Regions from separate parts of the Homo sapiens genome. Here regions 1 and 3 are each linked to region 2. A link is a loop called in an ENCODE intact Hi-C map of the cell type or tissue named here. Cell type or tissue: K562. All regions are shown on one strand.

The links. A loop is a pair of places that touch in the nucleus more often than their neighbours do. Peaks named below come from ENCODE experiments on the same cell type or tissue, not always from the same donor. Only the 100,000 strongest peaks of a DNase experiment are listed, where the experiment ranks them.
Region 1: it touches region 2 in a loop (5-fold over the local background); 6 of 110 quality-filtered maps call a loop at or near these places.
Region 3: a loop joins it to region 2, with 8 times the contacts of the local background. A loop is called at or near these places in 20 of 110 quality-filtered maps.

Annotation. Positions count from the first base shown.
Region 1 is chr2:33,391,754-33,399,753 of GRCh38, reverse strand. It overlaps LTBP1 (latent transforming growth factor beta binding protein 1), which reads right to left. Exons shown (of 34, transcript NM_206943.4): 33 at 2,472-2,621; 34 at 245-1,390. The coding sequence ends at 1,209. Among named protein-coding and RNA genes, the nearest start is that of MIR4430, 23 kb to the left of the region's middle. In K562, a CTCF peak has its summit at 3,905 (motif pointing right); a DNase peak (open chromatin) is centred at 3,913.
Region 2 is chr2:32,769,060-32,777,059 of GRCh38, reverse strand. The region is part of intron 13 of TTC27 (tetratricopeptide repeat domain 27); the gene reads right to left. Among named protein-coding and RNA genes, the nearest start is that of LINC00486, 52 kb to the left of the region's middle. In K562, a CTCF peak has its summit at 4,256 (motif pointing left); a DNase peak (open chromatin) is centred at 4,219.
Region 3 is chr2:32,550,425-32,558,424 of GRCh38, reverse strand. All of the region lies in intron 65 of BIRC6 (baculoviral IAP repeat containing 6), which reads right to left. BIRC6-AS2 (BIRC6 antisense RNA 2) reads left to right here. Exons shown (of 2, transcript NR_125793.1): 2 at 553-905. Among named protein-coding and RNA genes, the nearest start is that of BIRC6-AS2, 20 kb to the left of the region's middle. In K562, a CTCF peak has its summit at 4,391 (motif pointing left); a DNase peak (open chromatin) is centred at 4,394.

The sequences.
Region 1 (8,000 bases), 620 kb before region 2:
TACCCCTCAGTCAAATTCTTCTGAGGAGGCAAGAACTGAGGTTGCTGCAGACCTATATGGATTCGTCACCGGTAACTCAGACACCTTCTATGGGTGACACAAGGACAGCAGTCATACTGGATTAGGGCCATTCCAATGACCTCATTATCCTTAATTACCTCATTAAAGATCCGATCTCCAAATCTAGTCACTTTCTGAAGTATCAGAGGTTAAAATTCCCACATATGAATGTTAGGGGAAACAATTTAGCCCATAACAAGATCTAACAAATTTAATGATTAACTTGTAAAAGACACTACATTAACAGAAGACCACTGGAAAAGATAAAAGTGGGGAGAGTGGGATACAACTTATACACATGTACTCATTGACAATTACTCTCAGGTAGAATTTTTTCTACAAAAATGGTGATTTATTTAACATACAATGGTAGATATATTGGGGATCATCAAATTTTTAAAAATTTTTGTTGGGCTTACTTTACATATTACAATACTAACGTAAGCTTATAAACTCTTCCATTTCAGTGAAGGAAAGGGATCCAATTAACACCTGCTAGCAGCTTGGCTAAGAACGGACATTAAAATCAGACAAAACACTGAAAATATAAAGTACTTTTCTCCAAATGTGTATACAAAGTTTTGGAACAAAATCACTGCCTGCTCCACAGGACAGACAATTTGAATTTCAAAAATGCTCCAGGCCGGGAATTGCATAACCCTGTGTAACAATACTTATAATACAGCTTAACAATATTGTATCGAAGACTTTTTCATTTGAGATTTTTAAAAAACTGAAGTAAAAGAAAAACAGTAGCCAAGGAACTGCACAACCAAAAAATGAAAATTATATAAAATATTTCCACCACTATTTAAATGCCAAATTTAATCAAGCAATAGTAAAAAAACAAAACAACATAATAATACAACCTTCTGTTTAAAATAACAGCACTGTTCCACCTCTCTTCCATTGAATTTTACATATGAACAGACTATATATACTGGTTTTTTAGAGAAATGTCCATTTGGTCTGCCACACCTATCGGGCTCATCCTAAATCCTCTCATTGTCTTCAGAGGACTTGCAATTCCATGCTGTTTCTGTATTTCCAGCCTTCCGGGGTAGGTGCAATGTCTCAAGTATAATACATTTCTCCCTTTTCCTTTACACAGTGCAGAGTATATGGGCTTAGGTTATGTAGATTCTGTTTCACTCCAGGTCACTGTCTTTCTCTAAATTCAAGGCGGTATTCAACGGAGTGCAGTAGTTTGGCTTGTCAGAAGGCACGTAGCCTGGCAGACACAAACACTTGTAGGAACCATCGGTGTTAATGCACTTGGCATTCTTGCAGAGAGACATCCGGTTGTTCAACTCATCGCATTCATTTACATCTGCAATAAGTCAAGCCATGCAGGTAAACAATCTTGGATATTATTCTGTGAGGACACATAACCTGAGGCTTACCTGAGGCCCTTCCCCCGACCACCCCAAGGAAGCTTTCTCGTCATTGCTTCAGTCACAGACAAGACGAAGATGACTTTTTTGAGATCTTAAAGAGGCAGATTATCAGGGAGGTTCTAGAACTTCTTTCACTGTTATCTAGCAAAACATGAGCATTTTGTGAGCTTGACATTTTCTAGTAGAACCTCAAGGAAGTTGGAGGAACTATATTACTTCCAAATTCCTTCCCATAGGTATGGAGGAACTGCTAGATTTGTCAAGAGGAACCAGATACCTACGCAGAGGCCTCTCCATACAGCCTGTCTAAAGCCTTCCATAACATTCACAGACCTCCTTCTACATGAGACCCATTTAGGCTCTCACTCACTTGAAACATCTGTTAAGAAGCTAGGTTACCTATTTTACAGACACACCATGGATTAAAACTAACAAAAGCAAAGTGGGCAAAAGGACTGCTTCAAGATGGAGAAGAGGCCAGGCGTGGTGGCTCACGCCTGTAATCCCAGCACTTTGGGAGGCCAAGGTGGGCGGATCACGAGGTCAGGAGATTGAAACCATCCTGGCTAACACGGTGAAATCCCGTCTCTACTAAAAATACAAAAAAAAAAAAAAAAAAAAATTAGCCGGGTGTGGTGGCGGGTGCCTGTAGTCCCAGCTACTCAGGAGGCTGAGGCAGGAGCATTGCTTGAACCTGGGAGGCAGAAGTTGCAGTGAGTCAAGATCACCCCACTGCACTCCAGCCTGGGCGACAAGAGTAAAACTCCATCTCAAAAAAAAAAAAAAAAAAGAATTGTGGTAAAATACACAGAACATATTTACCATTTTAACCATTTTTAAGTATATAGTCCAGTGGCATTAAGTATATTCATACTGTACTTAATGTACATCTCCAGAACTTTTCTCATCTTCTCAAACTGAAACTCAGCAAATCTATCTTAAATGTTCTCTACTGACTGAGATACGGGGTGTCAGGAAAAAATTAATGTCCCATAAAACACACGTCATTCTTACCGACACAGGTCATCTTGGCCGTATCCAAGTGATACCCATCAAAGCAATCGCAGGTGTAACCTTCCTGGACCCTCACACAGCGACCATTTTCACATCCATTGAGGATGCCGCATTCCTCAGCCTGTAACTCCTCAAAGCTATTTAGAAAACCTGGAAAGGAAAGGGCAGAAGCTAAGTTAGAGCTTCTCAACTTCCTATATCATTTTGTAAATGATATTTAGATGATGGTTCATTTTCCAAATAGACACATATATGTCCATACATATTTCAGACATCTTAAAGTTAGCATTAGAAATACTGAATGTTGCTGTGTAAAATAGCATAAAAATAAAAAACTTGTATATTTTGTGCAGAGTAGCCTCATTTTGAATTCTGATATTCTATGTTAAAATCACATAAAACGAGAAAGCAAGTATGGTTTTTGTTTTTGCTCTTAATTATTAAAAGTGTTCATCCAAAGTTCCAAACTTCGTGAGTTTGCAGTAGGGCAAGTGTCAGACTCTCAGAACAGAACCAACAGAATTCACTATCGGAGTCTAGTAAGCATTTGCTAAGAAGGTCCGTAAGAGTGTGAGGCAATACGTTTTCAGCCGGCGTTTGTAAGACCAGAGAGAAGCAGGCTGGCTCTGCCATGTGTTTGTTTGCTCTGGCTACGGAATGAGCCTTACAAAAGGGCTCCCAGGGGATCAAAGGAAAAATTCAGTAAAAGGGCCTCAAAACATCCTGATGAATGAGAAAGAACATCATACTTGTGTTTAGAAAACCCAAAGTCTGGGCTCATGCCTATAATCCCAGCACTTTGGGAGGCTGAGGCGGGCAGATCGCCTGAGGCCAGGAGTTCAAGACCAGCGTGGCCAACATGGTGAAACCCTGTCTCTACTAAAAATACAGAAAATTAGCCGGGCGTGGTGGTGGACACCTGTAATCCCAGCTACTTGGGAGGCTGAGGCAGAAGAATCGCTTGAGCCTGAGAGGTGGAGGATGCAGTGTGCTGAGATCACGGCCACTGTCCAGCCTGAGCAACAGAGCAGGACTCTGTCAAAAAAACAAAAGACAAAAAACCAAAAAACAAAACAAAACAAAACACACACACACACCAAAAAAAAACAGAACCAAAAGTTTTTTTTTAAGGAAACAAAGAAACTCTTGTTTGGCTCTTTTTATAGTTTAGATCTCTTGAAACCAAGTCAGAGCTAGACTTTAGAGTTTTTGTGATGTAAAAACAATTTAGCCAGGCATCAAGAGTGTTTAGCTCTCATTTTGCAGAGGAAAGTTCTAAACATAAATCCACAGTGACCCAACACACTGTCATGTGGCCTCTCATCTCCTGTCTCTTCCCAATAGTACCACAAAGTAGCTTCAAAAAAAAAAAAAATATATGGCTAGAACTTTCTATCTGGCCTTTGAAGTAATTCTCCAGTGGAACTGCAGGGGGCAGCAGGCAGCAAAATATCATTGCTTATGGAGGGCAATAAGGTCTAACTTGGAGGAATTGGACAAGGATATGGAGTTTGGTCTCCTTGATCACCAAAAAGCAACCAACTTAGCCAGCTTTTTTTTTTTTTTTCTAAACAAGGAAATAAAGACTTACTTGTTACTTCTCTTAACTACAACAAAAAAGAAGTTTCAACAATGACTAAAGTGCCTGAGGTCAACATGAAGACAAATTTGGTCAGAGTTTCTCTTACATTCTAAGATTAGGTGCCCTGAGGGGAGATAGGTGAAGAAGAAACTTTAGAGCATGCCCTTCAGAGAAGAAAGTGGGTTTTAGAGATGACCGAAAAATATACAATAAGTGAATCTTAAATTATCTGTTTGGGTAAGAACAATACACTGGTATTGGGGGACTTGAGTTCCCATTCCCATTTCCCTATGTGTACCTTGTAAACTTGGGCAGAAAGCTTATTTTTCTCACGTATGAAGTAAAAGCACTGAATTTTAGGATCTCTAAAGCCCCACTCAGTTATAGGTTTATTTTGTGGAAATGAACCATGGGATTTGAATCAGAGGAACTCGGTCTTCTGCTCATGCCTGTGACCCTGGCCAAGTCACTTGATTTTGTTGAAACCAGGTTCCTCATTTAAAAATAGAGAAACGATGCTATGTAGAATGGCATACCCAACATTGAACACAATGTCTGCACTCAGTAGAAGTATTTTGTAATGAATGAACACTTTTCTACCTTGTAAAGATTAAATGAGATTTGGCATAAGTTTGGGGGATAAAAAAGAAAATATGGTACATATACACCATGGAATACTAGGCAGCCATAAAAAAGAATGAGATAATGTCTTTTGCAGGAACATGGATGGAGCTGGAGGCCTATCATCCTTAGCAAACTAACGCAGGAACAGAATACCAAATACCACATGTTCTCACTTGTAAGTGGCAGCTAAATGATAAGAACTTATGAATACAAAGAAGGAAACAGCAATGACTTTCTTCACGGAATTGGAAAAAACTACTTTAAAGTTCATATGGAACCAAAAAAGAGCCTGCATTGCCAAGACAATCCTAAGCCAAAAGAACAAAGCTGGAGGCATCATGCTACCTGACTTCAAACTATACTACAAGGCTACAGTAACCAAAACAGCATGATGCTCGTACCAAAACACAGATACAGACCAATGGAACGGAACAGAGCCCTCAGAAATAATACCACACATCTACAACCATCTGATCTTTGACAAATCTGACAAAAACAAGAAATGGGGAAAGGATTTCCTATTTAATAAATGGTGCTATGGTGCTGGGAAAACTGGCTAGCCATATGTAGAAAGCTGAAACTGGATCCCTTCCTTACAAAATTATACAAAAATTAATTCAAGATGGATTAAAGACTTACATGTTAGACCTAAAACCATAAAAACCCTAGAATAAAACCTAGGCAATACCATTCAGGACATAGGCAGGGGCAAGGACTTCATGTCTAAAACACCAAGAGCAATGGCAACAAAAACCAAAATTGACAAATGGGATCTAATTAGACTAAAAAGCTTCTGCATAGCAAAAGAAACTACCATCAGAGTGAACAGGCAACCTACAGAATGGGAGAAAATTTTTACAATCTACCCATCTGACAAAAGGGCTAATATCCAGAATCTACAAAGAACTTAGACAAATTTACAAGAAAAAAAATCAAACAACCCCATCAAAAAGTGGGAGAAGGATATGAACAGACACTTCTCAAAAGAAGACATTTATGCAGCCAAAAGACACATGAAAAAATGCTCATCATCACTGGCCATCAGAGGAATGCAAATCAAAACCACAATGAGATACCATCTCACACCAATTACAATGGCGATCATTAAAAAGTCAGGAAACAACAGGTGCTGGAGAGGATGTGGAGAAATAGGAACACTTTTACACTGTTGGTGGGACTGTAAACTAGTTCAACCATTGTGGAAGACAGTGTGGCGATTCCTCAAGGATCTAGAACTAGAAATACCATTTGACCCAGTCATCCCATTACTGGGTATATACCCAAAGGTTTATAAATCATGCTGCTATAAAGACACATGCACATGTATGCTTACTGTGGCACTATTCACAATAGCAAAGACTTGGAACCAACCCAAATGTCCATCAATAATAGACTGGATTAAGAAAATGTGGCACATATACACCATGGAATGCTATGCAGCCATAAAAAATGATGAGTTCATGTCCTTTGTAGGGACATGGATGAAGCTGAAAACCATCATTCTCAGCAAACTATTGCAAGGACAGAAAACCAAACACCGCATGTTCTCACTCATAGGTGGGAATTGAACAATGAGAACACTTGGACACAGGATGGGGAACATCACACACCAGGGCCTTTCGCGGGGTTGGGGGAGGGGGGAGGGATAGCTTTAGGAGATATACCTAATGTAAATGATGAGTTAATGGGTGCAGCACACCGACATGACACATGTATACATATGTAACAAAACTGCACGTTGTGCACATGTACCCTAAAACTTAAAGTATAATTTAAAAAATTTAAAAAAAGAACTTACTCATATAACCAAATACCACAAAAAAAAAAAAAAAAAAAAAAAAAGAAGAAGAAGGAAACAACAGACACTAGTGGAGGGTGGGAGGAGGGAAGCAGAAAAGGTAATAACTATTGGGTACTGGGCTTCACACCTAGGTGATGTAATAATCTGTACCACTAACCCCCATGACATGTTGCCTATGTAACAAACCTTTATATGTACCCCTGAACCTAAAAGTTAAAAAAATTTGTACCATAAAAAAAAAATTGAGTAATACATCCATGGCAGGCCCATTTTAAAACTTTAAAGGAGAACAAGAGTCCCAGCTACTCAGGAGGCTGAGGCAGGAGAATCTCCTCAGCTCATGGGGTGAAGACCAGCCTGGGCAATATAGTGAGACCCCAATTTAAAAAAAAAAAAAAGTGACACCACATACTCAAAGCCAGTTAAGAAACACACAAAATAAAGACTTAATCTACGACAATATTTTCAGATCCCATGTATCACAGCAAAATGATTTCTACTTCATATCTAATACCTTTTTTATTATTACAGAAATTAAAACATAAAAAGTAAAACTTGAAACTCCCCACACATCAGGCAGGCTCCCCAAAATACTTCTGCAGGACTCTAAAACAGGTCAGGACACTACAGTCTCTGGTCCAAATCTGGCCTGCTACCTATTTTTGTAAATAAACCCAGCCACGCCCATTTGCTGCTGTGCTATCTAGGGCTGCTTTTGTGAAACTACAGTAGAGTTGAATACCTACAACAGAAACCACATGACCTGCAAAGCCTACAAATTTTACCATCTGGGCTCGGTGCGGTGTCTCACACCTTTAATCCCAGCACTTTGGAAGGCCAAGGCAGGTGGATCACAAGGTTAGGAGTTCAAGACCACCCTGGCCAACGTGGTGAAACTCCATCTCTACTAAAAATGCAAAAATTAGTCGGGCATGGTGGTGCATGCCTATAATCCCAGGGCTACTCAGGAGGCTGAGGCAGGACAATCACTTGAACCCAGGAAGTGGAGGTTGCAGTGAGCCAAGATTGCACCGTTGCACTCCAGCCTATGCAAGAGAGGAAGACTCTGTCTCAAAAAAGAAAAAAAAAAAATACTACCTGGCCCTTATAAAGGGCAAATGTTTGCCTATTCTCTGCTCAAGCAAATTCCAGTTTTAGAAGTACTGCTCTCCCTAAAGGTAACAGAGATGGTGAACCATAAAGGCGATAAGAAACCTCACTCAGCCTCCGTCTATGTTACTATCTACCCAACACAATCATTTTTGCAGCAGGCTCCAAAAGCCCTTGCTGGAGGTCAGAAAACTGGCTGGGAAGGGGGAAATATTTCTCTGCAACTTGTAAGAAATGTAAAGGCCATTACATCGTCCAAGCTGGAGGTCTTGGAACTGCATCTCAATTTCCTATGTTGCTAAATAAGAGATTGATGTGACACCAACATGTTTATTTCTTAACATGTGTAGTTAATTAAAAAAAAGAGCTTTAAAGCAATGCCAGCATTAAAAAGAAGGTACATAAGCCAGAC
Region 2 (8,000 bases):
TAAGCCAATTAGATGTGTAAACACTGAGATTTAGAAAACAGATAAAATAGGAAGTAGCTATTCAGATTACAAAAAAAAATCTGTACATCATAATATTTCCTTAAAATTCAATAGCCTCTGTCAAAAGGGAGATAAAACTAACAAAAATTCGGCTGGGTGTGGTGGCTCACACCTGTAATCCCGGCACTTTGGGAGGCCGAGGTGGGCGGATCACTTGAGGTCAGGAGTTCAAAACCAGCCTGACCAACATGGTGAAGCCCCCGTCTCAACTAAAAATACAAAAATTAGCCGGACATGACGGTGTGCACCTGTAATCCCAGCTACTCGGGAAGCTGAGGCAGGAGAATCGCTTGAACCTAGGAGGTGGAGGCTGCAGTGACCTGAGATTGCACCACTGCACTCCAGCCTGGGCAACACAGTGAGACTCCATCTCAAACAAAACAAAACAAAAACAAAAACACAAAAAACTAACAAAAATTCAATGGAATTAGTCAGAAATGCAGCTATTATGAGTTGTTTTCCTTCCAACAGTCAGCAAAGGCAACTTTATAAGCAGATCGAAGTCTCCTTTCTTACTGACTTCCAGAAAGGCACTGAGCCAGCTGTCAGATTTACTTGGACAGTTTAGGTTAGGAAAGAAAATGAGGTACTCTGTTCTCTATCCACAGCCTTCCATAGAGGCAGAGTAGGAGGCTGCCTCTACATCACTCCTCCTTCAGCCATTCCCACAAAACTTGTTCCATGTGGCTAGCAGAGGCCTGAAAGTTCTTTAAGCAGATAAAGATTTTTAGCCAGTAATTAGAGATAAAGCTTAGAAAGCAAGCAGACTTGGGCCATTTAACGCTTTGCCATGAATTCACAGGAGGCTATAAATAACTGTTATCAGGAGCCTTTATGGAGAACAGATTTTGTTAGAGGGACAGGTAATGACTGAAAAGAGGATGGATATATGTCTACTGGGAGGGGGCAGAAGCAGAGGTACTAGGTTGAAACTAAAAGTTAGAAGTTCACTTTTTTGAATCATGGAACTTTCAACAACCTAAAAATGAGCTCACCACTTTGCTTTCATCTGTTTTTTAATAAAATTAAATGAAAAGAGCTTCAATGCACCAAACCACACTTGCTGAACATGATACATTCTGAGAGAACCTAAAGTCTGATGCTAACATGTAAAACAAGCTCTCTAAACTCCAACCAAGTAAAAAGTTTCAAAATCTGTGTATTATATTTCATCAATGTTAAAGTGTACTTTTTTCCCCACCATTTAACATTTCTGAAATAGAGATGCATCTGAAAAACCAATAGCTTATCAGTTTTATTGGCAACATTTTTTTTTCTATACAAAGTGGTACTTAAAGGTACTTCTTACAACCGATGGCATCTTAGATACAAAGAATTATGATACCAAGTTTACTTGGAATAAGGGATTCTTATTTTGAGACTAAATCAAGAACAATGAGAACTGACCTCAAGGTCCTCAAAATGCATGTGCTCTGCTTGTTTTCTGCATCAGCAAAGAACAGATACTATTTCCCATGTGTTGTTATAAGAACCACATGTGTGGCCGGGCAAAGTGGCTCACACCTGTAATCCCAGCACTTTGGGAGGCCGAGGCAGGTGGATCACGAGGTCAGGAGATCGAGACCATCCTGGCTAACACGGTGAAACCCCATCTCTACTAAAAATACAAAAAAATTAGCCGGGCGTGGTGGTGGGCGCCTGTAGTCCCAGGTACTCGGGAGGCTGAGGCAGGAGAATGGCGTGAACCCAGGAGGTGGAGCTTGCAGTGAGCTGAGATGGCGCCACTGCACTCCAGCCCGGGTGACAGAGCGAGACTCCGTCTCAAAAACAAACAAACAAACAAAAACACATGTAAATTCAAAATCTAAATAAAAACTTCATTTTTAAATCCATCTAAGAAGATTTACAAGGGTTGCAAATGTCCAAAATTAGCAATTACCTTCTAGCTCTAAAACAGACTGGTGATGAGGTTATCTTTTATTTTTAATTTTTAAAACTACTGAATGGTTTGTAACCAATGTCTTTAAAACCAAAACAAATTTAATGAAAATCAGACAGATGACTTAATTTAACATTAAGTATTATGGTTCTCTTTTCCTTTTACTCTTGGTTATTTTTGCAGTGTTTTAATACTTTGCATTGGAAGGAAAAATCCTAGGATCGTTAACTGCTAGGTTTTATCTACTGACAACAAGAAGGGAAATGAGCTTTGCACACAGTGGTGTTCTTTGAAATCATCCAATGGCTTTTCTTTTTTGAGGTCTTCAGAATTTGGGGGACTACAGACAATATTTGGTGCCTCTTTTACTTTTTTCTTTTTAAACTATTACTTAAACTGCTATTACCAATAGTGACTGGCATCTCAGTTCAGAATAGTCATACTCTTAAGAACAGAACATCATAAAAGAAAAACAAAATCAAAAGAAGCTTCAAAAAAAACCTCTCTCGATTCCTCAGAACATAGTTGTATATGTTTGGGTACAAAAATCTCTATCTTCTCGTCCAGTGCTATCACATAAAAGTATCATGCTAGTAGCCTCATTATATTTTCTACATTTCAAAAAGTCAAAGGAAGGTGGTCCATGCCTGTAATCCCTGCACTTTGGGAGGCTGAGGTGGGCAGATCACTTGAGGTCAGGAGTTCAAGACCAGCCTGGCCAAAATGGTAAAACCCTGTCTCTACTAAAGATACAAAAGAAATGAGCAGGCATGCGTCTGTAATCCCAGCTACTCGGGAGACTGAGGTGGGAGAATCACTTGAACCGGGAGGTGGAGGTTGCAGTGAGCCACAATCACGCCACTGCACTCTGGCCTGGGCTAAAAAATGAGACTCTGTCTCAAAAAAAAAAAAAAAAGTAAAAGGAAGGGTGAAATTTATTTTAATAACATTTTATTTAACTCTACATATCCAATATGCGATTCCTTCAATATATTATTACTATACAAAGTTATTGAGACATTTTATATCCACTTTTTCACACCAAGTCTTTGATGTGAATTCAAAGATGTGAATTCAACACAAATTTGTGAAATTTGATGTGAATTCAACACAGCATGGATCAATTTCAACTAGTCACATTTCAAGTGTCCATTGTCACACATGGCTAGTGGCTACCATTATTAACACAGTTACACTATTTCTCTAAAACACTGACATAGGCCCTGGAATACCTTGCATCCTTCCCTTCTTTCTCCAATAAAAAACTAGCTCCTTTGGCTGAGATCCTCCCTTGAGCTTCTTTCATATATTATAGTTACTCCTGTTCCTCTCTTTACAATAACAACCAAAATAATTAGCTCTTAATGAGCATCTGCTATGTGTGCCAAGCACTGACACCATGAGCTTTCCACACATTACTCATGCGTTCCTCACACCCACCCTGCAAGGTGGTCAATCTCACTCTCCTAAGAGAGGCGACAAAGAGTCAGAGTCAGTCACAGACAGAGGAGAGGTTCGACACAGTCAGTGTGACTCCAAAGACCACGTCCTCTCTGCCTCCGACAACACCATTCTGCCTATACACAAGCCATGATTTATGGCAATACCATCCTTGTCACCAATAAAGAGAGAGGGGGAAACAGGGCAGTTAACATGTGCTGGGAAAACCCAAAAGATAATTCTTTAAGAACCAGGAGCATATCTCTTCCCCCACAAACGCTCTCTTGATTGGGCTAGTCAGGTGGACAAAAGAAAACATAGAAAAATGGGTGGCCACAGGATGGGGCAAGAATGGAGGGAGATAATCACCTGATAGAGAGGCCCTGGTTGAGATTTCTGCAGAGCTTATTTCCAGGGCAAATCGTGAAGGCAAGCTGGCTGTATGCAGCCAATAACCTTTCAAAGCTGACTGTCTAGCGTTTCTGTCTCAGGGAGCCAATAGAGAAACACAAAAGCAGGCCAACTGTTTATTTTGAATGTGATAATACCTGTACTTAACCAATGGCTTTAAATTATTTTAAAAATAATTCACAAAGAACTCAAAAGGTTGAGAGCATGGTTTCTTTGAATTTCCCTCACAAAGTCCCCTAGAGTGTGATAGAGGAGAAAGACGACTGGGATTCAAGTGGCTCTGAGTAACTGTTACGACCCTGGCTATGTCACTTAACCTATGAGTCTCAGTTCCCCAAGTGTGAAATAAGCAGGGGTGGACTAGGCTAAAATTCCTGAGTTCTCCAGATGCCCCAGATTCTGAAAACCCAGAGGGGACTGGGTTCGAAGGTACACAATTGCCATCTAGTGGCAAAATAAGGACATTGACAATAGAATGGAATATAGAAGCACTTCAACTTATAGGGTTATGTTCTGATAAATCCATCATAAATTGAAAATATTGTTAAGTCAAAAATACATTAAATTCACTTGATCTGCTGAACCTAATAGCTTCACCTAGCATACCTTAAACATGCTCAGAACACTTACATTAGACTACAGATAGAGAAAATCATGTAGCACAAAGCCGATTTTATTTTTTAAAAAGTGTGGAGTGTCTCATGGAATTTATTGACTACTATACTGAAAGTTATCAACAGAATAGATGTATGGTTACTCTAAGCATAGTTTCTACTGAAAATGTATCATTTTTGCACCATCATAAAGTCAAAAAGTTATTAAGTGGAACTATTGTAAGTCAGGGATCGTCCGGTATTTAGAATTAGCAGGTTTGAAGAACTGGAAGGGAATCAATTCAATTAGAGACCTTAGAAATCAGTTCAAAAGAGATCTAGAGGAAAATGATGCTTACAAAGGAAATAACTGGCTTAAAGCCACACAATGGTTCCTCAACCCAAGTGTGAAATATGTGTGCTGAAGACAGTGACTGTAATACTTATTAAACCTTAATAATTAAAATAAAAATTAAAGTTTGCTACCCTGAGGGCTAGCAAAAACTAAGCACCACTAGACAACTGGCATAGATAACTTTTATAATTAAAAAGTTAATTTTTACAAGGGTATTTAAGACACATCTGCAATGGGTACCACTTATGAACCTACTACTCAAACTCCCTTCCTCTTGAAAGTTTCCACATCATTGATAATCAGTATTCAAACTTTTGGCTAATTTCCCTCATATGATCAACTGTTTTGAATTTTTCTGTCACATATAATAAAGGTTAATGTAGAATAATCTAATCCTAAAGCCATACCACACTCTCCACTCTTTCTGTACCCCTGCCTGATTTCTGTGACCCCAAACACAGATGAGTTGTTGAATGTGGTATCATTAAACAGGAAATGACCGAAGTGAAATCCAAGAGTGACATCAATGGTGTCTGATAGTAGCTTTTCCTAAAGTGATGCTTGATGCTCATTTTTTTCCTCATGTGCACTGCCAACTCCTTCATAGCCAAGTTTCTCATTTACTAAATTCTAAGTTCTCCTTCCATGAGGAAATATAAATCTTAACCTACCAGCTTCCTGATCTCTCCAAAGGAATAATTTCTTCTATTTCAGTGTCTTCCCTTAAACTAAAGGATCAACTAAATTTTATACATACTTTTTCTTTTACTAGAGGTTATTAATTACTGAATGCCCTTCTCTTAATTCTTGTGCTAGATTTGGTTACCACTGGTCTTTATATTTGCTGAGTCTTTTCAAATAATTCACAATGCAAAGTAACACAGGTGTTTATATGTCATCTGCATGTGAGATTCTCCTGTTAGATATATCTCCCTAATTTTAGGCTACAGATAATGGGGCAACAATGGTTTTTCTACAGTGCAACAGGCAGAAAAGAAAAGAACGACTACGTAACATCTATTATTGCGAACTTACTATGGGCCAGGAAATATGTTAGACACCTAACATATACTGGCTCTAATTTTCTCAGCAGCAAATCCAGGTAGAGATTATAAACTCCATTATTTAAAAGCTCAGAAAGATGAAGAGATTTGCCTTTGTTATCTTCCTCGGGATTACCAGAATTCAGAATCAGGTCTATGGTAGCAAAGCTTTCGGCCTCCCCACTATGCATCAGTCACACCTACAGCCCAGATGTTATCACAGTACTCACATTTCTTGGCAGTTATGCAAGTTACACCTTAAGACTTTCATTCTGTACTGCTTACCAATATTAGAAGGGAAAAATAAAAAGGAAAGAATGTCTTTTTTCCGTACATATTATTCACATATGTTCATCCTATCCTCCCTATTGGAATGTGAGTTCCAACATCCTCAAGTCTTCCCACCACAAATAACATAAGTTCAAAACAGAAACGATATAAATCCATTTCAAATAAAAATATTTTATCCTTTCAAAAGCTAAAATGAAAGAAAAAGTTAAATCAAGGAAGAGCAGCATGTACAAACCGCTAAGATGATTAAAATGTCAGAGTACTGTATCATAGAAGTCTGGTCTTATGTATAGCAATGGCCTTGGAAAGGTCGGCTCAGTTAAATCCCTGGTCTCAAAGAGAGTCACTCCCTAACATGTGCTGGATGGTTCCCAAACATCAATCTTACATTCTCACTTTGCTTCTGATGAAAGCCCCGATGGCTCTTCATTAAAGGATGAAAAAAGTTCAAACCTGACAGACTGGTATTCAGGGCTTTTTATAACTTGACCTCAACCAAATCTGCCATTACGTCCTAGCATACTATGATATCCTCGAGGGCAAAACTGTGAAGAGGTTAAGAGCAAGAGCTCTGGAATCAGAAAGCTCAGGTTGAAATCCCAGCCCCATCCCTCATAAACTGTAAAATCTAGTACAAATTACTTAACCCTCTATTTCTTCATTTATGAAAGTAGGGTAAAAACAATAAGTAACTCAGTGACTGCAGAGAATTAAAAATATATGGAAAATGCTTCTAGAACAGTACCTGGCACTGAGTAAATACTCAGCATTAGTTGCTATTCTCATTATTATAACTGAATAAAATATAAACCACCAAAACTGATAGTTACCAAGAAACTGCTCTCTGCAGGGTTGGTTTTTACATCCGCTAGTCTCCTTCCTTGAAACATATTTTCCCAATTTTTTCCACCTATCCAAATCCCAACCATTCCTGGTAGTTCACACCAATATTCACTTCCATCAGGCTTTTTCTGACCATTCACATCCTTATTTACAAGGCCACCCAAAAGCATTGCCAGGCACCCAAAGCATGTTGCCTATTCACTCAATTCCTTGGCTACACACAATGCTATTCATGCCTCCTCTCTCCATTTAACCTATATAAACCCCTGGAGGGCAGGAGTCTGTGTCTTAACACAATTCTCCTGTATCCCCCTCAATACCTCAATGGTTTACAAAGAGTTCATACTTACATAAGAGCTTAGAATATAGATGCTTAATGAATAGAAATAGCTATTATAATGTTAATGTTCTCATTTTCCAGTCTCATTTTTAATACTATTCCTTATTTCCAAAGCTAATATCTTCATCTCTTCTCCTCATTCCACTCTCCCCTAGAATGATATTCCCTATTTATCTCCCCTCTCTCCTTACAATATTCAATCTCTCCTTTATCCACAGGAGTCTTTCATTTCTGCCTTCCTCCATGTAAAGGTCTCCAGTATCTTGAAATGTTTTACCTGACTTTTCTGCCCCTCTGAGTACAACACTCTACATTTGTCTCTCATCTCTCTGACGTGCTCCTAAAAGGAACAGTCTATAGATTCTATCTCCATTTCTTCATCTATCACTCACCCTTTACTCTCCTGAATCTGTTTTTGAATGTCATCAGTGAGCTCCAAATCCAATGACCTCTTCATAGCCCTCTGCACTTTATCACTACATGTGACATAACTCGCTGACATTTGCTCTTGTTTTAGGTGCCATGAACCCCTTGCTGGGGTTTCCTTCTATCCCTCTGACCAAGACTCTGATGTACTTTGAGTCCTGTTTCACTGGTGCCATTTATCCTATCTTCTTCCAACTTCAGGAGATGCCCAAAGCTCAGGACATTGCCTGTTATTCTCTTCCAACACAGTTTTCTGTGAAGAACTCACTTTCATGGTTTCAAGTAACTTCCACAGAAA
Region 3 (8,000 bases), 220 kb after region 2:
TTAAATCCCTATTCTGCTCAACTGCTCCCCAAAAGAGTTGCTTTAAAAAGGAGTTGATGTTCTAAACTTACCGAATTGTATACACTAAGTATGTGTAGTTTTTTGTATATAAATTGCAGTTCACATTAAATACATCAGCCTAGTTAGATACGTAAAAATTTTTAAGTATCTAAGTAAATACAGAATACGTAAATGGCAGAATCTAACTTCTACATTTTCATTATATTTTCGGCTCTTCAGCCCAAATGTTAAAAACAACAGATTTTAAATTCTATTAAAATACACTCATTTACTATCATTTTCCAACACGTTAACAGACTAAAGTAGGACTGCACACTGAAAAACTACGCAAGAAATGCAACATGTATAATAAATACATTTACTAGCTCTCTGCTAGTAAATACATTTTCTAGTATTTACTAGCTAGTATTTCTTTTCTAGCAATTTTCTAGTATTTACTAGTATTTTCTAGCAATTTTCTAGTATGTACTAGTATTTGTAATAAATACATTTTCTAGCAATTTGCTTCACAATCATTCTCTTTTTCTCTAGATGAAGACATTTTCTGGGAAAACTGGTACTTCTGTCATCACTACAGCAGAAGATGTTAAGAAGCAAGAAGAGAAGAAAAAGAAGAATCTATCTTGACTATGTTAGGTATAGCTGGAACAGTACTTAACCTCTTAGTGATTGTTTTGGTCTACATCCATACCACACTCTGAAGGTCTCGTTCAAGGGACTGCATTCAGGGCAAAACCTGGCTCTAACAAGAAAGATTTAGAAACTATCCTTTAAAAGCACACCTCCAGAATATTAAGACATACATCCCAGGGTAACTCCCTTGCTCTAAGAGCAATTACTATATGATGCTTCCAGTTTGAGGAATAAAATTATAACAAAGCAAACAGGTAAATTTTAACTTTACACAGAGGAAAAAAACAGGACAAAGCAATGAATATGGACACTGAAGATGGACTACTCCAAAACATACAAGATTTAGTAACGTATACAAGACACAACAGCAAAAATGCTACAACCATTTTTCTAAGAGTACATATAAAATACACATTAATTAAAATAAAACTGCATTTAGGTTTGTGTTTTCCTTAAGCCTCTAGTAATCTACTGAATACAGGAAAGGGAAATTTAGTCAGTATAGGAAAGAAGACTATGAAAATGTTTAGAAAAATGAAGTTTTAGTTAGCATTAATGAACACTGAATATTTTAAAAACTGTCTTTGGAAATTATATTTTAGTAACTCCAAAGAAATGAGCCTTAGCGTGACTTTTGGTAGTTAAGCAGTTGTAAAGATAAGGCCACATAGAAAAATAAAGACTACATAGAAAAGAAACTTTCTTGTTTCAATAAAATATTGACATTATTTCTCTGATAAATGTGGGTAATACAAAATAAAACTACCATTGTTAACATTTTAATATATTCTCTAAGTAAACTGGAGTAACTCTTTCTTTCTTTTTGTTTTTTGAGATGGAGTCTTGCTCTGTCACTTAGGTTGGAATGCAGTGGCTCGTTCTTGACTCACTGCAACCTCTGCCTCCCGGCTTCAAGCAATTCTTGTGCCTCAACCTCCCAAGTAGCTGGGACTACAGGTGCCCGTCCACCACACCCGGCTAATTTTTGTATTTTTAGTTTTGCTATGTTGGCCAGGCCGGGCTCGAACTCCTGACCTCAGGTGATCCACCCACCTCGGCCTCTCAAAGAGCTGGGATTACAGGCTTGAGCCACCGAGCCTGGCCTGTAGGACTTTTTTAAAGCATTTCATGATTTACCATAAAAACATCTAGTTTGCAAAACAATTATATAGCGGAAATACAACTGGCATAAACAAATCTGGAAACAAACACAGCTCACTCTTAACTGGGATGTTTCATAGAAGAAATGGAGAGTTATGGCTAATCTGGTAGGTAGTTATGTGGAAATCTGATTAAGCTTTTCTTAATAGCTGGACTACAGTGTGAAAGGTGACAATATAAGGATTAGGTACGTGAGCAGCTCATAGGAGAGAAAGGACTACGCTGGGTAGTCAAGAATGGTATCCCTGAAGTGTCTGAGATGTGAACTAATACTTTAACTTTACAAATCTGTACAAATCAAAGCAATTCAAAACCCATCTAAATTTTAATTTAAGCAACCTGTCCTCCCCTTATAAAACTTACCAGTCATAATTATTTAACACAGAGTCATATATTCTATACCAAAGTCATTTCCACATTGGATGCCCTTGACAAAAATGAAAACTCTAAATAAAAGGAATTAACATTTGTTGATAAGCACTTACGTTATAGATACTCTGAGTCGCTATCAACATGCCTTGCTAGTGACCATATATAGAAATAAATACATTAAACATAGGCAAGTGTTTTAATTTTTATTGGTACTGCTCAGCTAACTGTCACAAAAACTAGAGCCATATTAAAATACTATTAAAATATACTTTGGGCTAAAAATAAAGTGGCAGGTTACTCTACCTTTTTTTTTTTTTTTTTTTGAGATAGGGTCTACTCTGACACCCAGGCTGGAGTGTAGTGGTATGATCACGGCTCACTGCAGCCTCGCCCTCCTGGGATCCCACTTCCCGAGTAGTTGGGACTACAGGCGAGTGTTGATTTTTTGTTCTTTTGTAGAGACAGGGTCTAAGTTGCCCAGGCTGGTGATCCTCACGCTTCAGCCTCCCAAAGTGCTGGGATTGCAGATGTGAGCCACCACACCTGGCCTGCTACTCTAATTAGTAGAATAATCTGATAGATTATTTTATTTTTATTTTTTTATTTTTTTGAGATGGAGTCTTGCTCTGTCGCCCAGGCTGGAGTGTTGTGGCTCACTGCAACCTCGGCCTCTGGGGTTTCAAGCGATTCTCCTGCCTCAGCCTCCTGAGTAGCTGGGATTACAGGCATGCGCCACCACACCCGGCTATTTTTGTATTTTTAGTAGAGACGGGGTTTCACCGTGTTGGTCAGGCTGGGCTCGATGTCCCGACCTCATGATCTGCCCGGGTCGGCCTCCCAAAGTGCTGGGATTATAGGCTTGAGCCACTTCACCCGGCCTATTTTAGTTTTTAATAGAGATGAAGTCTCACTGTGTTGCCAAGGCTGATCTCAAACTCGTGGGCATAAGCAATCCTCTCATCTTGGCCTCCCAAAGGGATTACAGGCATGAACCACCACCACAGCTCCCAGACTCTTTATTAAAACAGTACAAAGAAATGGCATAATTTGACAGTTTCATATGAACTATTACCATGAAAACTATAAATAAGGATATACAGTTAAGTATCATGTTACGACAGCTCGACAATTTTTCATTATTTGTTTCTCAGGCAGTGTATATCAACAAAATAAAGTATTTTTATAAATAATAAAAATTATGTATTTTCTATTGGTATCAAACCTTATCTTTTCCTGTAAGAGCACTAATACAATTTCTATGTCCTTTTTAATTTGGAGAGCCCTGAGACCTAGCAAGATGGCTAGGTTTCCAACTGCACATTTACTTTGATGTAACTACTAAGTAATTCAAATTTAATAAATATGGTCATATTTAAATTAAGATATTTGTCGTGACAACAGAATTAACCTTATTCTCAAACAGTATACTTATGAAATTAAATACCTACTCTTAAAGAAACATATCCAAAGGTAACATAAAGTAAAAAAAAAAGAGCTTTAAACATACAAAATACACTGTGAGAAAAATCAGATGGTATATCAAAATGCAGTAATGGGTTTTGACACATTATAGTTTGTTATAAAACTGTCAAACCAATATTAGGGAAATTAAAAATTTTAATCCTAGTATATAACATCATTTAACTAAGATAACCAGCCAATTCAGTAGATACTTTATAATTTTCCCAATGAAGTCCTGTGCCTGCTCTCTCATGTCTACCTTACTCTAACACATCACTTACTCATTTTTATTTTTCATAATGACAAAATCCATTTATATCTTGCTTTTCAACTTGAAAATAAGTGAGTTTAATAATCACCACGTTACTAACCAGTTAAACTTGAGCAACTGAATACATTTCTCTAGATTTCATTTGTTCTTTTCTAATCTGTGAATTGTCAGATTAACCCAGATAACAGCAATTTCCCTTGATAATCTGAAAGAATATTCATCCCCATATAATAAGACCACTATTAAAAAGGTAAAGATTTATTTCAATAAGAATTTGTAGCATACCCCACTAAGTTAATGGCAAATAATTTAATGTGTGCTGAGACTTAATATGCTCTCTTCTCAAAAAAGGAACATACTATTTTCTAAAATAGGTGAGGGTCTCTAAAGTAACATTCTGCCTGTTAACATTAACATGTGAATATTACCAAATACTTCTTAAAATGAAACAGGATCTCCATCTAGTGGCCAGAGGGGTAACTCCATACTATACAAGGGCTAGAGAAAAAATGATTGTGGCCTACAAAACGCAACTTTCAGAATACCATTTCTTATGAAAAGTGGAAGTGAAAATGTTGAGAAAGAAATTAAAATGAACAAATAATATATTTTCCTATCTAGAACACTAACAGATGTCTTTATTTTAGTAAGCAATAAGAAACAAATTATTAAAGCATCAAACTTACTATTTTGAGTAACTGGAACCATAATGTTAACCTTTGATAAATCTGATTAATTTAGCCTAAATATGAAGATTTATGTTTCTGCTGTAATGCCACCAAACGCTTTTTTTTAAAGTCTCCATTCATTTACAGGCTGGGTTGTGGCTCATGCCTGTCTGTAATCCCACCACTTTGGGAGGCCGAGGTGAGCGGATCACTTGAGGTCAGGAGTTCGAGACCGGCCTGGCCAACGTGGTGAAACCCTGTCTTTACTCAAAATACAAAAAAAATTAGCAGGGTGGGTGGCGGGTGCCTGCAGTCCCAGCTACTCGGGTGGCTGAGGCATGAGAACTGCTTGAACCCGAGAGGCGGAGGTTGCTGTGAGCCAAGATCATATCACTGCACTCCAGCCTGGGCGACAGAATGAGACTCTGTCTCAAAAATAAAATAAAAAAATAAGTCTCCATTCATTTACGTATCTAAATTTTCCTCTCCACCCATTTTAAGATCTACAAAAAGAGGTCAAAAGAGTAGGAAAACTACTGTTAGTCACAAAAATCTTTTGCTAGAAACAGTAAATTCAAAAAGATGAAATATCAGGAATTTATCTTTTTTTTTTTTTTTTTTTTTTTTTTTTTTTTTTTTTGAGACAGAGTTTCACTCTTGTCACCCAGGCTGGAGTGCAGTGGTGCCATCTCGGCTCACCGCAACCTCCCCCTCCTGGGTTCAAGCGATTCTCCTGCCTCAGCCTCCCAAGTAGCTGGGATTACAGGCATGTGCCACCACATCTGGCTAATTTTGTTTTTTGTTTGTTTTTTTTTTTTAGTAGAGATAAAATGATGTAACTTATAGTCAGTAGGTTAAACGGTAGCATGCCTCCTAAATGATATTAAATATGGATTGTTTTCAGGAAAACACAGCTTAATATAAGCATATAAGTACATATATAATTAAGTAAACATAAATATAAATATATAAATATATAATTAGTTATCAGTTTTGGTTAGAATAGTAATAATTTTTTAAGTGGCTACTATTTATTTATTTGAGACAGGGTTTCCCTCTGTCACCCATGCTGGAATGCAGTGGCACGATCTTGGCTTACTGCAACCTCCACCTCTCATGCAAGTAAAAAGTTCTTACGCAATTATTTAATGACTAAATACAATATACTTAATGATTAAATCACTAAACATAATCAGTGCCTACCTCTGGAGAATAGGATCGGTGTCTCAGTTACAGAATTGTGACAAGTTAGTAATGGAAAAAAGGTTGTCCTTTCCTCTAAGGAGCTTATATGCTCCCTCTATTCTGGTAATAATTTTACAACTAACAATATTCTCTTTTTACCTTTGATGCAAAGATGTTCAGAACTAAAACTGAAGATCAATTTTATGTGCAATTATTGTTGATCCTTATGGTCAGCTTAGTATTATCATTTAATATGTTCAGGCCAGTTTTTAAACTTCTATTGAAATAAAACAGACTTAGCTAACCAGCTACATAGTAAACTCATTAATATGAGAACTTGAAGGTTTTATTAAAATGAGGAGCAGACTCTGGTATTCATCTCAATCTTTAACAGTCATTAAACATTAAAGTTTAAAGATTACAAAGTATCTAACGTATACCTGTAGCCAAAAAATAAGGGCAAAAAGGGTGTGGGACAGTAATAAGAAACCACAATTGACATTTAAAATTAATGGCAGACCAATCTCTGCACTGAAAGGAAGGCATAAACTAGTGTGTTCCTATATTTTCTTGTCTTGCTCACCAATCATTTAAAAACATGTTATAGAAAGAAAATGTGCATTATTTTACTAAAGTTCTCAGAAAAGGCTATTATGTTAGGCCTGCGTTTTTTTATATCATCTGCTAGCAATATAAGCAAATCATCCCTTGAATACAATGTCTCAGGCAAAATTATGAGGACTACTCTCACACTTACAAACCAATCTGTAGAATATTCTATAAAATAAATGGTTACATTCTGTAAAAATATCAGTATTATGAAAGATAAAGATAGGCTAGGAACTCTTCCAGATTACAGAAGAAAAGGACATGACAACTAAATGTAGTAAAAAATGGTGGAGTGGATCCTATCACATTACCTCAACTCCCACATTGCCAAAAATAATACTATATACGCAAATGAAAAAATTGGAAAATAAACTTTAGACTAATTTTCCAAAATAGAAATTTTACTAAGTCTAAGGAAGACTCTGGCTAGATAATTTGTTCAGGTTTTTAAATGCCACTTAAGGCAGGGTGTGTTGGCTCAGGTCTCTAATTCCAGCACTTTTGGAGGCCAAGGTGGGCAGATCACATGGGGCCAGGATTTGAGACCAGCCTGGCTAACATGGTGAAACCCCATCTCTACCAAAAATACAAAAATTAGCCGGGCATGCTGCTGTATGTCTGTAATCCCACCTACTCAGGAGGCTGAGGCAGGAGAATTGCTTGAACCTGAGAGGTGGAGGTTGCAGTAAGCCAAGATCGTGCCACTGCATTCCAGCATGGGTGACAGAGGGAAACCCTGTCTCAAATAAATAAATAGTAGCCACTTAAAAAATTATTACTATTCTAACCAAAACTGATAACTAATTATATATTTATATATTTATATTTATGTTTACTTAATTATATATGTACTTATATACTTATATTAAGCTGTGTTTTCCTGAAAACAATCCATATTTAATATCATTTAGGAGGCATGCTACCGTTTAACCTACTGACTATAAGTTACATCATTTTATCTTAATATAAGGTATTATCTCAAAATAAGTATTTGTTACCACATCCAAATATATCAATTAGAATTAACCACTGGACAAGTTACCAAATTCAAGAACATCTAAAGCCTGATGAAAGAAATTTCTTTTTTCCAGGAAAATAATACATCATAAAAGAAAGGTCAAACTTCGATCTGTCACATTAAATTTCTAAAACAGTTCCAAGGTATAATATCTAAGTCTCTGCAATTCCATACATTTACCAAAAATCAGTTTAACATACACACCTTCCCAGGAAGTGCACTTACATGAACAACAATTACTGTAAATATTATGTAAATAATCCTGGATTTCCTTTTTGACAATGAACCATAAAGATAAAAGCTCAGTGTTATAAGAGAGTCAATTTCAGACCAAAACAGAAATTTAAAATTTTTGGTAGGTCATATCTTCACAGTATAAGGATTAAGAAAATAATAGTTTAATAATAGAGAAGTGAGATAAAAAGAAACCTATCGCACCCTATTCAATTGTTCTATATAATCTAAAATTAAAATGTATAGTCTCAAACATTTTAATAAAAAAAAATTATGCATTTGACATCTACTTTTTAAAAAAGACCAGTCTGATGTATCAAACAGGTCAATCTAAACAAACAAAAAAATCAATCTAATACTTCCATGA